2 separate regions of the Mus musculus genome follow, and region 1 is linked to region 2. The links are chromatin contacts, found by Hi-C or POLR2A ChIA-PET in ENCODE. All regions are on one chromosome and are shown on one strand. Each heading gives the region's core, a stretch centred on a gene start or an enhancer-like site at or near the end of the contact. The rest is flanking DNA. Distances are from core to core; before and after follow the strand shown.

The links. A loop is a pair of places that touch in the nucleus more often than their neighbours do. ChIA-PET counts read pairs that join two places held with the same protein, here RNA polymerase II (POLR2A).
Region 1: a map of T-helper 17 cell shows a loop between it and region 2 (5-fold over the local background). The contact joins the enhancer-like site here to the promoter of Jtb in region 2. A Hi-C loop is called at or near these places in 1 of 37 maps with a recorded cell type or tissue (T-helper 17 cell). POLR2A ChIA-PET finds 5 or more read pairs at or near these places in 1 of 5 experiments (Patski).

What each region holds. Positions count from the first base shown.
Region 1 is chr3:95,022,135-95,026,813 of GRCm38, forward strand. No RefSeq gene overlaps it. Among named protein-coding and RNA genes, the nearest start is that of 4930481B07Rik, 8.9 kb to the left of the region's middle. Within about 2 kb of position 2,542, at least 1 of the 3 ENCODE cell types and tissues checked has a DNase peak (open chromatin) inside an H3K27ac peak, as active enhancers do.
Region 2 is chr3:90,230,340-90,235,218 of GRCm38, forward strand. It overlaps Jtb (jumping translocation breakpoint), which reads left to right and starts at 1,258. Exons shown (of 5, transcript NM_206924.2): 1 at 1,258-1,701; 2 at 1,856-1,893; 3 at 2,090-2,172; 4 at 3,584-3,663. The coding sequence starts at 1,619.

The DNA of each region.
Region 1 (4,679 bases), core at 1,292-3,791, 4.8 Mb after region 2:
GTTACCACTGTTTGGTTTGCCATTTTGAGCTTTATATAAAGAATCATAACCTCTTATGCCATTTTGTTTGTGAGAGCTCATAATCCCTTGACAAGGACTTGTCATTTGTTAATGCTGAGATGCTTTAATTTTATGAGTAAGCAACATTGGATACCTTTTTTTGTTTGGTTTGGTTTGGTTTTTGGTTTTTTGAGACAGGGTTTCTCTGTGTAGCCCTGACTGTCCTGGAACTCACTTTGTAGACCAGGTTGGCCTCGAACTCAGAAATCTGCCTGCCTCTGCCTCCCGAGTGCTGGGATTAAAGGCAGGCACCACCACCACTGCCAGGTGATAGAAACACATTGGTTTTCTCTGGGTAGAGAACTAAGTCATAGCAGGTAAACACTTCAGCCTCAGCACACCATACACTCCCTCCGCTGTTGTCCTCCATGCCTTCCAGGATCCACCCAACGCTGGGTGTCTTCACCCAGGCTCTGAGCTTTAGATCTTGGAGATCTCATTGTGATTCCAGTTACATTTTCTTGATTAAAAACTTATGTTAATGGCCAGAAAGATGGCTCAGCAGTAAAGAGGCTTGCTGCCAAGCCTAAGAGCCTCAGTTTGATCCATGGAACTTACTAGGGAGAGAACTGCCCCCCCCCCAGGTTATCTTCTGACCTCACATGTGTCACTAAAACACCCACACAAATCAATAAATGTACATTTTTAAGGTTTTGTGAATCATCTTTTCATTGTTCTTTTTCCTTTATTTTAATTAATTAATTAATTAGAGGCCCTGAACTCAGAGATCCTGCCTGCCTCTGCCTCCTGAGTGCTGGATTAAAGGCGTGCACCACTATGCCTGGATTTTTATGTAGGCCGTTTAAATTTCTTTTCCAAAGTGTTTTTCAAGTCATTTCCCCCATTATTTTATTGTTGTTTTCTTACTAGTTATGGGTGGTTTGGTTTGGGTTTCGTTTTCAGACAGGTTCCCATATATAGAAAAGATTAGCCTTGAATACCTCACGTTTTTGCCTCACCAGATGTGCTTCCACACCAGCAGTTTTAAACAATGTATTCTGAATAAAAGTCCTTTGTAAAGTGTAGTAGTTAAAGATGCCTTCTTTCAACCTGTGTGCATTGCCTTCCAACTATTTTAGGGGAATTTTTTGGTCATTATGTGTGTGTGTGTTATGTGCAGCGTAAGTGATCGTGGATGTGCAAGTGTATGCAGCTGTGTGCACATCAGAAGAGGGTGTCGAATGCCCTACTCTGTCACTCTGTGCCTTACTGTAAGAGCCAGGTGCTGTGGCACATGCCTGCAATTCCAGCCTTGAGGAAGTGGAGGCAGCATGATCTACATAGCAAATCTGAGGCCACCCTGGTCTATCTGAGATCCTAAATAAATAAATAAATGAATAAATAGACCATGCTGGTAATTCCAGCACTTGGGAAGAGAGGCAGGAGGAGCAGGAATTCAAGTTGACCCTAAACTATGTAGTAAGTTCGAGGCCATCCTAGGCTACATATAAGTCAGACTCAAACAATAAACACCTTACTTTAAATAAGTAAATAATAAAGCAAATGATTGGGTGATGTTCAGTATATTCACACTGTATGTAAACACTACATCCTACCAGTTCTAAAATATTTTTTTAAGATTTATTTATTATTATAAGTACACTGTAGCTGTTTTCAGATGCACCAGAAGAGGGTGTCAGGTCTCATGGTTGTGAGCCACCATGTGGTTGCTGGAATTTGAACTCAGGACCTCTGGAAGAGCAGTCAGTGCTCTTAACCGCTGAGCCATCTCTCCAGCTCCCTAAAACATTTTCATCACCCCTAAAGGAAATCATATCAAAGGCAGCTGGCAATCAGTTGTTTTTCATCTGAGAGTTGCCTGTTACATTTTTTTGGAGTCATACATTATGTGGTCTCCTGTGCCTGACCTTTGTAACTTTAATTTTTTCAAACCCTGTTTTTTGTTTTTTTTTTTTTCAAGACAGGGTTTCTCTTTATAGCTCTGGCTGTCCTGGAGCTCACTTTGTAGACCAGGCTGGCCTCAAACTCAGAACTCAGAAATCCGCCTGCCTCTGCCTCCTGAGTGCTGGGATTAAAGGCATGCGCCACCATGTCAAACCCTGTTTTTAATGATGGTTCCTAAATGCTTTAACCTCTCTTGTAACCCACCACCCACCAGAGGTAATGGAAAAGAAATGATACAGGAGCGGGGAAGGGGGCGCGGGCCTGTCTATAAAGGCTCTTTGCAACAACTCCTGTCTGTGTTGTCTGGAAATCAGCAGTTGAGTTCACAGGTCAGCAGGCAGTGGCAGCTCAATCCATTCGCAAACACCTCACAGATACACCAGCAGTCCAGTTCAGTCCAGTCAGGATAGCAACAGCAGTGACACGACCTAGCAGAGACAGCCAGGCTTCAGCCTTGCCATGAGTTAGCAGGAGAGACCAGGAGGAACACCAGGAGAGGCTGTGCCTCTCTCACGGAAGTGAAGATCAAGACAAAAGTGTTGCACAGCTAGCTGTACCAACAAGCCAAGCTGTCACTTGTCTCCTTCACCCCATGGAGTCCTATTTATACCCTCCAAACATCCCGTTTCCTCCACGTGCCTTGCCTCTGGATGGCTCTTGTCTCAGCACGTGCATCCAATCAGCTTGAGTCCTTGGAAACGACAAGAAGCTCGGCACACCACCAGAAGTTTCTTGGTGTGTTTCTCTGCCGGACCGTGGGTGGGTGGGAAAGAGGAGGGAGGGAGAGAGCCTGAGTCCTGCCAGAGTTCCAGTGCTCTGAGCCGGCAGACACGGGAGGACTGCTGGACGCTTTCCACGCAGTCCCAGGTAGGTATCTGGCTGTGTGAAGCCACTGACCCCACACAGCAGGTGGTGGACAAGGGGCAGGCCCCGGTACCAGGTTCTCAGTCTCCAGCATCCCAGGCTGGATACGGAGGAGCTGAGAACAGAATAGGGCCCCTGGTGTGGCATGGGAGATATGGGAAGAGAGGGCACTGGGAAAGAGGGGCGCTGGGTGGTTCCCACGCAGGTGAGAGTCCTTAGTCCGGGCCTTTATGATCAGAGACAGTCTGTGGTTTTAGAGCTTTGTTGTAGAAAGACGGGGAAAGAGAGAAGGTAAAAGAGGGAGAGAGAGACTGGCCATGGCCATGTGGAGAGAGGGGGTAAGGGAAGAGAGAAAAAGAACTAGAGGGTAAGAAAGGTGAAAGCTTAAGAGATCAGGAGGGGCCAAACAGCCCCTCTTATAGTGGGCTGTGTTATCTTGCTGTTGCTAGGTAACTGTGGGGAGGAGTCTTGCCAGAAGGCCAGAAGCTTGGGACATTGTCTACATGACTGATAGTCACACGCCTCTCCTATGGGGGCTGTGGGAGCAGTAACTTCGACAGAAGCCAGGGGTCCAGGAGACATGAGGGAACGCCTTCCATCCCATGTAGGTGGAAATTACCACCCATCCAGTCCCACCGGGGTTCAAGACCTCAGCTCAACTGGAGACCAGGCTGTCTGTGCATAGCCCATTGCCCTACATTTCTCTCTATGGCTTCCTGGCAAATACAGCTCAACTATGCAATGTAAGGTGGACCAATACATGCATGTCATTAGCAAAGAATCCTTCATCATGTGTTTGTTCACGTGCCTGCTTTAGCAGAACATCCTCTCTCCTGCTTCAGCGAACCGTTCCTTCACCAATCTGCCTTAGCCTTTCACCTGTGTCTGCTTTGATGAAATGTTCCCTCATGTGCTTGCCCCAGCAAAAACACCATCCAACCGACTTTCCAAAGAGCCCTTAAGTTTCCACTTCAGACCTTTGTTTCTTTTGTTCTCTCGTTTATTACATCCCAATTGCAATTTCCCCCCTTTCCTCCCCTCTCACCCAGATCTCTGCTTCCCCTTAAAAAAGAGCAGGCCTTCCTGGGATATCCACTGAATATGGCCTAACAAGATACAATAAGACTAGGCACAAATCTTCATGAAACCTGCATGTGACAACTCAGTAGGAGGCAAAGGATTCCAGGAGCAGGCAAAAGAGTCCGAGTCATGCCCACTCCCAGTACATCATGTCAGAAGGTACATGCAGGGGACCTAGCTCAGATCTCGTGTATGTTTTGGTTTCTTTTTTTTTTTTTAATACATACATATGATGCTCTATTTGCATGTAAGTCTGCATGACAGATAAGGGCATCAGATCCCATTATAGGTGTTTGTGAGCCACCATGTGGTTGGTGGGATTTGAACTCAGGAACTCTGGAAGAACAGCCAGTGCTCTTAAACACTGAGCCATCTCTCCACTCTCCAGCCTTTGTCTGACTTCTTTAGTGTACATACAAATAAAATGTTTTCAAGGTTTATCCAAGAAGCTCAAAGGTTTGGATTTATTTATTTATTTTGCGACAGAGTCTCACTATGTATGTTGACCAGGCTGGCCTCAAACTTACAGAAACCTGCCTGCTTCTGCCTCCCACTTGGAGGCACCACCACACCTGGCCAATACAAAGATGCTATGTTATTTTGTTATTATTGTTTTAGTTTTCAAGACAGGATCTCACTATGTATCTTAGAACTCAAGACACTGGGTGCTGGGATCACAGACTGGCACTGTGTCCCATGTAAAGTTAGAAAGTTTTTTTTTCCTCTAGGCCTTGGTTATCTTCTCATGTTTATGTTTATGAGCTATTATG
Region 2 (4,879 bases), core at 8-2,507:
GAGGCCAGCCTGGTCTACAAAGTGAGTTCCAGGACAGCCAGGACTACACAGAGAAACCCTGTCTCAAAAAAAAAAAAAAAATTATTTCGTGTGTGTGTGTGTGTGTGTGTTTGTGTGTGTGCTTTGGTGTACATCCTGTGCATGTCTGGTACCGGTGGTGTCCAAAAGAGAGTGTGTAACCTCCTGCAACTAACTGTAGGTTTGAGTCCCTGTGGGCGCTGGGAATCAAACCTGGATCCTCTGGAAGACCATCTAGACTCTTAACTACTGAGCCACCTCTTCAGAAGAACAGATTTTTTTCTCTCTCTCTTTCTTCTTTCTTTCTTTTTTTTTTCTTTCTTCCTTCCTTTGTTTCTTTCTGGACAGAAATTCAATTCTGTCATCATCTAATTCTGGCTGGCCTGAAACTTGCTATGTTTTCAAGGCTGGTCTCAAACTCTACCTACCTCCTGAGTACTAGGACTAAAGGCTTGAGCCACCACACCACCAATCGAGTCGCTGACAAGCTCCTAAATCTAATTCCAATAATACTTTCAATTTAAAATCTCTACGCTCTAATCAGGTAAAGAGGTGACAGGCCTTTAATCCCAGCTCTTGGGTCTTGAAGCCAGCTTGGTCTACAAAACAAGTTCCAGGAGAGAACTACACAGAGAAACCCTTCCTCAAAATAATAACAACAACAACAGCAACATAAAATTAAAAAATATAAGTATCAACCAACCAACCAAATAAATATTAAAAATCTGTGCTCTTAGCCTTGAGATCATTTCCTTATTTGTAGGAGCAAGGACGAGGTGAGAACTACTGAGGTTTTTCAAAGGAATAGCTCTGTGAAGCAGTTTCACACTCACAGAAGGGGAAACAGACACCGTTCATTTGCGTAGAGTCGGGTGGGAGTCCAGGGACAAGAGCAAGTTTCAAATGCGATGCAGTTTCTCTTCCCATCAGATTTCCGGAACCCAAGGTGTCAAGGATGGCCAGGGTGTTAAACCAGAAATGGGGAGGGTGTCACCTAATGGTGAGCCCAAAGTTTTGATGAAGGACCCAAGTACAGACAGAGCGGCATTTGGCCCCTTTTTATTCCTCCCGGCTCTCCTGGTTCTAAACAGACAAGCAGCTGTGTTATCAGGGAGAAGCGAACCCAGAACAAATGAGATCGCCTCTACCACCGGTCCCGCCGGCTCTGCAAACACTACAAGGACCACACTGCCGCGCGGCGCCCAGCTGAAGAGTCGCGTGATCCTGCGCAAACGCAGTGAGATGCAGTTGCCACCGAGTCCGGAACGACAACAGCAGCAAACAGACGAGAGCACCCGGGAAGAGTCGGCGTCGCCAGTGCCGGGACCAGGAGCCTCCGCGAGCAAGATGGCCGCTCCCGAGACCGAGGCCGAGGGGCACGGGCACTAGGTCCGGACCCGCGTACCCCTTTCCCGGACGCCTGCGTCCCCACAAAGACCTCGTGCTTCTAGCAAGACACCCGCATGGATTATTCTCGCTGTGGTCACGAGGCCGTTCCTATAGCGCTCTAGTTGGCCCAGACTGAGAACTCTGGCATCTGGCTGCTCGGAGCTGGAACCTCAGGGAGGTCTGCTGCAACAGGTGCGACCCTGACCGCTCCATGCTCGCGGGCGCGGGGAGGCGTGGCCTCCCCCGGGCCGGCCACCTCTGTTGGCTGCTGTGCGCTTTCACCTTAAAACTCTGGTAAGTGGGTACTGGGGAGAGGAAAGGAGATCGCAGGCGAACCCCATAGTCTACGCCCCAGAAACCAGGACACCTCATCCACAGACGTCCAAAGTGGGTATGCGCTGTCTTCTGCGAGCTCACTGTTGTTCTTACCCCCTTCCCCTTCCTGCAGCGAGGCAGAGGCTCCGGTGCGCGAGGAGAAGCTATCAGGTGGGTGATTGCCCGAGAACCCTGTACCTCTATGGCTTGTTTCTAATGTCTTTTTAGTATACCCAGAACACAGAAAAATAAGGTGCCACATGGAATGAGGGCAAGCACTGTGTTGGGAAGCTAGATGGGCAGAGCCTTTGAGAGAAATGTTTTTTGAATGGTCTTCGGCTGGCCGTTTTTCTCTCTCTCCTTTTAGTGAGCACTTCAACTTCGCCATGTTGGTTGGCAGAAGAGTTTGTGGTGACTGAAGAGTGTACTCCGTGTTCTAACTTCCAGATTGTGAGTATTTGGGTTGTTTGTTTGTTGTTTTGGTAAGCATTCCATTAATGGCTGGGCAGTGGTGGTGCACACCTTTATTCCCAGCACTTGGGAGGCAGAGGCAGGAGGATTTCTGAGTTCGAGGCCATCCTAGTCTACAGAGTGAGTTCCAGGACAGCCAGGGAGGGCTACATAGAGAAACCCTTTCTCGAAAAACCAAACCAAACCAAACCAAACCAAACCAAAAGCATGCCATTAATGTGTCTTTCTTCCTTTCTTCCCAGACTCTTAGGTTATGCTCAAATCATTTTTTTTTTTTTGGTCTGTTTCATTTTATGTATATAGGTATTTTGCCTGCTTGCATATGTATTTGGGGTGGGAGAGATGCCCTAAAAATCCAGAAGAGGTCATCAGATCTCCTAGAATCAGAGTTAGAAAAGATTGAGTTCCAATGTGGGTGCTGGGAATGGAACCCTGTTCTCTCTAAGAGCAACCAGCAACCAGTGTTCTTCACCACCGAGCCATATCTCCAGCCCTCATTTTATTTATTTATTTTATTTTGAGACAGTGTCTCACTATGTAGCACTGTCTGGTCTGGAACAACTCACCATGTAGGCCAGGCTGGTTTTGAACATTGTATTCGTTTTCTGTGGGTCATGTGCCACAGAAGTCAGAGGACAACTTTCTCTCTTCCCACCACATAGATGCAATTTGCTAATCTTCACTACAGATATCTTTACCCACAGAGGCATCTCAGCAGCCCTCAAACTTGAACTTAATTTCCCTCTGAAAATAGGCCTTTTCCACACTGATGGCAGTGTCCTGCTCTGTTCATAAATTTTTTTAATTTATTTTTTTAATTAGGTATTTTCTTCATTTACATTTCAAATGCTATCCCAAAAGTCCCCCAGACCCTCTCCACCTCCCCCCCACCCCCCTACCCACCCACTCCCACTTCTTGGCCCTGGCGTTCCCCTGTACTGGGGCATATAAAGTTTGCAAGACCAAGGGGCCTCTCTTCCCAATGATGGCCGACTAGGCCATCTTCTGATACATATGCAGCTAGAGACACGAGCCCCGGGGGGACTGGTTAGTTCATATTGTTGTTCTACCTATAGGGTTGCAGACCCCTGTAGCTCCTTGGGTACTTTCTCTAGCTCCTCCATTGGGGGCCCTGTGTTCCATCCAGTAGCTGACTGTGAACATCCACTTCTGTGTTTGCCAGGCCCCGGCATAGCCTCACCATAATTTTTAATACATAATAAATTCTGGAATTTCTCTTTATGTCGTAATTGTTCCTCCTTCCACCAACCACCTCCACCATCTATTAGCTCTGTGCTGTCCTCCGCCAGCTCTGGCTCTTTCTGGCCCGCAGGCCTTCTGTTTCTTGTTTACTTCTTCCTAATGTGCTTTTGGATATTTCTTTTGGTAGAAAACAACACCTGAGTGTGGTTCTACAGGGTATGTGGAAAAAATCACATGCAGCTCATCTAAGAGGAATGAATTCAAAAGGTAAGAGTTGTTTCTCTACCCTGTGGTAACCTCTTCTGATCCTATTAGGAAGCTATCTCCCAGTCTTGGTGTAGTTTGGCAGAGGAGGAGAGGGGAGCCAGATTACCCCTAGTTCCTAACCCCGGTCTTCAGCACTATGTTATTGGTTATATTCTCTGATCAAATAATTTGGTCAGGACATGGGGAATGTAGCCCATTAGTAAAGTGCTAGGGTGGGTTATTCCTTGACTCCCAGCTCTCAGGAGGCAGAAGCAGGCTGAGATCAACACCAGCCTGGTCTATGTAGGGGAGGAGTTTAGTGGGTCAAGGCTATATCATAAGTACCTATTCTCAAGTAAGCAGGCAGCAAAGCCAGGTGTGATAACACACATCTTTGATCTCAGCACTCTCAGAAGGCAGAGGCAGACATATTTCTTTCTTTTTTTTTTTTTTTTAAGATTTATTTATTATTATATGTAAGTCATCTCGTTACGGATGGTTGTAAGCCACCATGTGGTTGCTGGGATTTGAACTCTGGACCTTTGGAAGAGCAGTCGGGTGCTCTTACCCACTGAGCCATCTCACCAGCCCCGGCAGACATATTTCTAAGAGAGCCTGATTAGATGCTTCAGTGATTGAAGGCACTTAGCACTATTGCAGAGAACCCTGTTTCAGTTCTCAGCACCTACAAAGTTGGTCTGACTCCAGTTCCCAGGTATCTGCCAGCACCCTCTTTTGGCCTCCTTGGGCATTAAGCACACATATGGATGCTAGAAGTATAGAACTCATTTCAGCAAGTTGTCTTCTAATTGGTTGTTTGTGTGTGTGTGTGTGTGTGTTTGTGTGTGTGTGTTTTCAGACAGGGACAATGGCAACCTCTTCCTTGGCATGAGTATGCACACACAAAATATAAAAAACAAATATAACTTCTTTTTAAAAAAGGAAGAAGAGCTGGGCGTGGTAGTACACCTTATAATCCTAGCATTTGGGAAGTGGAGGCAGGGGAGTTGGGAGTTCAAGGGCAGCTTGAACTACCTGAGACTTTTTTGTTTGTTTTGTTTTTGAGATAGGGTTTCTTTGTATGGATCTGGCTCTCCTAGAACTTGCTGTGTAGTCCAGGCTGGCTTTGAACTCAGATCTCTCTACCTTTGCCTCCCCAGTGCTGGGATTAAAGGCATGGACCACCACCACCACCAGCACCCGGTGAAACTTTATCAGAAAAAAAAAAAAGCAATCA